Linked DNA regions of Homo sapiens: region 1 is linked to region 2. The links are chromatin contacts, found by Hi-C or POLR2A ChIA-PET in ENCODE. All regions are on one chromosome and are shown on one strand. The core of a region is the stretch at or near the end of the contact, and the rest is flanking DNA. Distances in the headings are between cores, read along the strand shown. Region 1 has its middle 12 kb from the start of KCNJ15. Region 2 holds the start of VPS26C (VPS26 endosomal protein sorting factor C).

What was found. Hi-C counts contacts between places; a loop is a spot of excess contacts on that map. ChIA-PET counts read pairs that join two places held with the same protein, here RNA polymerase II (POLR2A). Pooled maps may share reads with other maps.
Region 1: a loop to region 2 is called in a pooled map, with 8 times the contacts of the local background. The contact joins the enhancer-like site here to the promoter of VPS26C in region 2. A Hi-C loop is called at or near these places in 1 of 37 single-sample maps with no recorded cell type and 7 of 50 pooled maps. POLR2A ChIA-PET finds 5 or more read pairs at or near these places in 1 of 52 experiments (Panc1).

What each region holds. Positions count from the first base shown.
Region 1 is chr21:38,243,847-38,246,741 of GRCh38, forward strand. It overlaps a transcript of KCNJ15 not described here. Among named protein-coding and RNA genes, the nearest start is that of KCNJ15, 12 kb to the right of the region's middle. RefSeq lists enhancers at 1,279-1,358, 1,439-1,488. Within about 2 kb of position 1,258, at least 3 of the 41 ENCODE cell types and tissues checked have a DNase peak (open chromatin) inside an H3K27ac peak, as active enhancers do.
Region 2 is chr21:37,265,675-37,268,967 of GRCh38, forward strand. VPS26C (VPS26 endosomal protein sorting factor C) reads right to left here and starts at 1,660. Exons shown (of 8, transcript NM_006052.2): 1 at 1,564-1,660. The coding sequence starts at 1,620. RefSeq lists silencers at 1,256-1,565, 2,306-2,465 and an enhancer at 1,706-1,765.

The DNA.
Region 1 (2,895 bases), core at 8-2,507, 980 kb after region 2:
CTGCATTTGACCTGGGAGCTATAGTTTGCTGGCCCAGCACTAGACGGTTATTGTCATAAAATAACCATTTTCTAAAAACGAACTCTTTGTTTCCACTGTGTTTCTGAGTAAGTTACATGAGATCATTTAAGTTTCATTTCTATTGTTGGCCATTTGTTATATGAATAAAGATTTGCTAAGTGACCCTCAAGCTTGGGTCTTTATTTCATTTTTAGATTATATAAGGCTTGACCCACTTAAGAAATGTAACCGTCTTTTTATTTCTCCTATTAATTTTTTTTTTGTCTTTGTGACTATCTTGTTTATACAAACTGAACCTGAGACAAAGCCGCTAGTGACTGCTTTTTGTGGTTAAACTGGTTTCGAACCCACCAAAGTCTAGAAGAGGGAAAGAAAGAATTGTACCAGATTTGATGTGTTTTGTGTAACGTAAGCCAGATTGTACCTCCTTCTCTCTCTCCCAGGTCTGTATACAACTTAGGACCAAGAGGTGGACTTTGGTGTCTTAGTTCAAGCTCTAAAAATACCAGGGAAGCAGGGACCACGACACATCCCAGGCTTGGTGCAGAAACCTGACCTGAATTGGACCTTAAGATCAGAATATAGATCTATTGTCTTTCCTCACCTGGCTGTTACCAAACTAACTTCCGCATCTCCTGGGAGTGCTTTCTATTTCATCCAGGCAGTGCCCTTATCTGATCTGGAGTGGGTTTATCTCTGGGAGAGCTATTGAAGTGCCTGACAGGAGAGGACACTAAGAGTACCTCCAGTCTCCAACTGCCTCCTCCGGCAGAACTGAGCAAGTCCTAACCATGCCAAAAACATCATTATCTCTGGTTCCATCTTAGTCCCTGCACACCCTAGGATTCAAGGACTCAAGTAAGTTGGGGAGGGGAACATCTTTTCACCCCTGGAAAACCTTGTCTCCTCCCAAGCCCTGGGAGGGGAGAACTGCTGCTAATGAGATGCTGGTAGTTAGTCTTGTAATTTTTACAGTATTATCTGCAGAATGAATGACTACCAGCAGGTACTCTGAATCTCTTTTCTTTCTAATAAGATGTAATCAACGAACCAGATTGTGGCCTTGGAGCTGACCAAAGGATCAGCTAAAGGAATTGGACACATCCTGAGCTAGTTAACACATGGGTATTGTCGGTCTAAGATGCTCTTTAGGGGCTAGTGACTCATTCATGATGTGCAGGAAATGGCACAGACACCTCCATGACCACAGAAGGTTTCTACAGGCGCCGTCATCACAGGGTCTACAAACAGAAGGAAGTCAGAGAGAGAGGCTCAGGGGAAGGCAAGGCGGGGCTGGAGACCTGGATTCTACGTCGGAGTTTACCGCATCCTGGTTCTATTCCCAAAGTCCTCTCTGTGTGGCCATATGCCTGATTCTCAGCCTGGCTTCATTCCAGTCATCTCAGGATCTTACAAACAACATTGATGTCCAGGCCCCACCCCAGACCAATGAAATCAGAATCTCTTGGACATTAAAAAAAAAAATGAGTGATTCTTTCTGGGTGATTCTAATATGTGGTCAGGGTTGAGGCCACTGCTTTACTTCATTACATCATGACACTAAAAATACTACTGGAAAGAAAAAAGGAGGGCTACCATCTGCCTTCCAATCTCTTCAGCTGGGAACCTCTTCATAAGACTGTATCTGAAACCAGGATACGAGATCCTTATAAGTAATTCCATTTATAATAACAAAGAAAGAAAAGAAAGAAAGAAAGAGAGAGAGAGAAAGAAAGAAAGGAGGGAAGGAAGGAGAGAGGAAGGAAGGGAAGGGAAAGAGAGACAGAGAAAGGAAAGAAGAAAGAAAGAAGGAAAGGGAAGAAAGAAAGAAGGAAAGGAAAGAAAGAAAGAGAGAGAAAGAGAAAGGAAGGAAGGAGAAAGAGAATGAAAGGTGTTTACAGCTGGAAATCAAACAGAACTTTGCCTGACACATGTTCATTTTTGGCCATTTTTGCCTTTTTTGTGGTGTGAACCATTAGTTCAGCCCAGTTAACCCTGAGACCACCCACAAAGACTGAATTCAGAGGTGGCTGTCCAGTACAGTGATTCAAGGTGAGGCCTGTGAAGTGAGATCAAGATTTGAATTTCTGCTTCTCAGTTCACCAACTATTTGACCTTGGGCAAGTGACTTAATTCAAGACTTAGTTTTATCATTTATAAAGTAAGAAGAATAATACCTGTCTTACATACTCTGATTTGTTGATATGATAGTCAATATGCTATAAGAATAAATTAATAATTAAATGACACGGTAGACATAAGGCATTTAAATCTAATTCCTGATCCACAGCAAACCTTCAACAAATAGCAGCTGTTATCATCAGAGCTAAAACGAATCATGTATCTAGGCTAGGGTCTGGTTTCTTTGCTGTTTTGGATAATGGCTTAGGAATAAGAATAATGCCCACTGAAGAAGTCTTGATTTTTCTTAAAGCTCTAAGCTCACTAGAGTTTTTTGCGTGTTGCCAATTTCAATCAGATCCAGGAGTATTGGTTACTGTTGGCCTATATGATGAAGATTAACTTTTGGAAGAATCTTTCTGTGGAATGCAGGCCAAAAGAATTCTGAGGCTGCTTTTGATTTGCTTTGAGTTCGTTGCAGCTAATGTGAAGGATGCAAATATTTCTATATTCCCTACTATCTGCTTGGGGTCTTCAAGAGATGAGTTACAGTGACCTGGAGGTAACATTTTAAAAATGCTAGTTAAGATTAGTGTTAAAAACACAGACAAAGTCTGAATCTCTCCAATGCTTGATTTTAATTTTTAAAAAAGAGGAACATATTACAAAGGAAGCAGAATTTCAACATAATCTTTAGATGGTAAATTATGTTTTACATTAGTCTGCATTATTACCACAATACTTGCACCTGGC
Region 2 (3,293 bases), core at 410-2,909:
CACAGAATGCCCTTCAATTTGGATATTCCTTATTGTTTCCTTATGAACTGATACGGATTAAACATTTTTGGCAGGAATACTACATAGGTGAGTTGTGGCCTTCTCTGTGCATCATGCCAAGGGGTACCGAATGTCAGTCGTCTCATTAGTTGTGATGGTGAAGTGGTGTTCATTGTTGTGCTTGGCTAGAGGAGTGTGACTACCAGATTTCTCCATTATAAAGGTAGCTTTTTCTCTTTTTTTTTTTTTTTTTTTTTTTTTGAGACGGGGTCTCACTCTGTTGCCCAGGCTGGAGTGCAGTGGCACAATCTCGTCTCACTGCAGCCTCCGCCTCCCGGGTTCCAGCGATTTTTCTGCCTCAGCCTCCCTGGTAGCTTGGATTAGAGGCGTCCGCCACCACGCCCGGTTAATTTTTGTATTTTTAGTAGAGACCAGGTTTCACCATGTTGGCCAGGCTGGTCTCGAACTCCTGACCTCAGGTGATCCGCCCGCCTCGGCCTCCCAAAGTGCTGGTAATACAAGCGTGAGCCACCGCGCGGGCCAGATTTTTCCCTTTGTAATTAACCATCAAGGGGATGACCATTTGAGCTTGTGTAAATAAGAGCAGGCTTCCCTAGTTGTCTTTTGCCCAAAAGTTTTAGCATCCATCCAAGACCTTTGTCTGAAATTCTGTCCCTTTTGAGATTACTTTGCATTAATATGACCAACCACTGCGATCAATTTTATTCCAAAGAGTGTTGGGGCTGTGATTTCAACCCTAGCTGCACATATATCACCGGTATCGCTGGGAGTGGAACCCAAGCAATCATATTTTAAAATTCTCCAGGATGACTGATTCTGATGTAGAGTAAGGGTTGAGATTCCCCGAGTTAGAGGAACCTTACAACACCCTCATTTGCAAATAAGGACACTGAGGCCCAAGGAGGTTAAATGACTGGCCAATGTCACAAAACCTGTTAATGGCATAGTCAAGATTTTACTTTTTTATACTTGCATTTTAATAGCCATTCCTTTGTGTCAGTCGAAGAATAAAACCAGAAAAAGCAGTAACTTTCGTAGTATGTTAGTATGTTGTTAAAAGTGACTACCATCTAATATATGCTGCCGCCAGACATACCCATTTCTGCTTCCAAGGTTTGTTTTAGCTTTCGTTCATTAGACCTTTGCGGTCACCTTAGGAGAGAGGGAAAGGGGAGTTTGGTCGTCAACTCCTCCGCCCTCAGCGCTCACTGAGGGAGCTCAAGCCTGAGAACCCAACACCGCCGGGTGTTCAAGGGGCCAGATGGGAAGAGCGCAGCCCCGGAGCTGGGCGCCTGCCCTGCACGTCCCGCAGATGCGGCGGCGGCGCCTGCCCTGGGGCCTCCTCGCAGGGCAGCCAGCCTCGCGCGGGAAGCACCTGGCGGGGACGCACCTGGCGGGAACGCACCCACCTTGGCGGAGACGCACCTGGCGGGACAGCCCTGCCCCGCCTAGGGACGCGGGACGTGCGCAGAGCGATGGAGACAGCGGAACCTGCAGACCCGCCCAACCCCACCTCCATCCCCACCCCCAGCCCCCACTTACCCCGGCGTGATAAACTTTATTCGCTCTTTTAATCTTGATGTCCAGGGCGGTCCCCATCTCCAATTCTCCGCAGCAGCCGCCACTTCCGGCTGCGCGTGACCCCAGGGAAACAAGGGGCGCCTCCCCGCTTCGTTCTGGGCCCCGCCCCTTTCCCTCTCTGCCGGCAGTGGCTCACGTGACCTCGCAGCGGCGTCGCACACACTCCCTAGCTCCGAGGGGCGAATGCCCACGCCTTCCTCCTTCCGGCACAAGAGCCGGCCTTAGTGCGGGCCGAAGCGCTGTCACGGTTCACCCCGCCCCCTCTGGGCGTGAAAGACGGGGCCAAGCTAGCCCCACCCCTTCCGTAGGGACAGTCTTACGCCGGAAATGCTCCTTTGCTGTCCGGGTTAGCGGAGGGAGGGAGGAACGGCTCTCCCCGCGTGCCCCGCGGCTGGAGGCGGAGCCGAGCCTGTCTGTCGGTTGCAGCCTGCGCAGGAAGGATGACGCTCCCGTCAGGCTGTGCGGCGCAGACGGTCGCCCAATGGAGTTGTCTTTCAGGAGGTTTTAACTTGGTAATGCCTGCCCTCCTCAAATGTCCTTAGTCTCCTCAACTCTAGCCCTCCACCGCTTTCTCCCTGGGGTTCTGAAGAGCCGGCGCCCCCTTGTCTGTCTGCGGCCAGGCGCCGCACCCTGCCCTTCCCGCGGGAGCGGTTCCGGTCACCCTCAGGGGTGCGGCCCCTGCGTGCTAGTCCTGCAAAGCGCTGATTGGCCGGCGGCTCGGTTGCCTCGCGTCCCAGCGCCAGCTGGGCCTAGGGCCAAGGTCTCGGGAAGCGCCGGGTGACCTCGCTCCTCTCGGAGCCGCGGGCGCTGGGTCACCCGCCAGCCGGGCTCCGCGGGCCGCGAGGGATTGTGGGTGTTCCCCAGGCGCGTGTCCTGGAACCGGGTGTTAAATATTCAGATCCGTGCGCCCCGCGTGAAGGGTGGAAAGGCACGGCCCCCAGGCTCTGGGGCTTGGAGATTGGTTGCAAATGAAAGACTGAAAGCTGGAGTGAATCTGCCTATTATTTTTATTCCCAGCAACAGCTGACCCCAGATACAGTTTGTGGGGGTGGGGGGCGTTACTGCAGGGCAGGGCAGTGCACTGTTAACGTACTTCGTTTATTGAGTTAAAATCTCTTGTAAATGTTATAAATGAGGATTTTGCCAATAAGCAGAAGGTCAAATTTCATTTTGACAAATGATTTAATTAAATAATGCGGTGAAAAGTGCTTTTTGTTTAAATTCTTTGCTTTTTGTTTAAATTCTTTGATTCTGATCATTATTTTTTAAAGTGCATTGCTTTTGGGATAACATCAGAAACTATCTGTAAAAAGAATTAGTATCACGAATGCCTCCCTCTTAAGAATATAAAATGTTTTACAGGCCAGCAGTGATGGTGCTGCAGCTACAATTGCATTTGAAGGTTAATAAATGGTATTTTCAAATATTCAGGTCTTGGTTTGCAGCTCCTCTCTGCCCTCAGGGCTTTGGTCTCTGTCTTCAATGTTTTCCTGGCAATTCAAAACTCAGCGATTTTAGAACAATTCATTAGGGACTTGAAAATCACAGTCTAGTCTATTTGAATTCAAGAAGTGGATCCCTTTCCGCTAGACTCACCCATCATTTTCAAGTGGTAAAAAATCAATCTCAGTAGACACTGCAGAGAAACAGGAAAAGAAACACATGTATCAACATTGTATACTTGGTTTTTT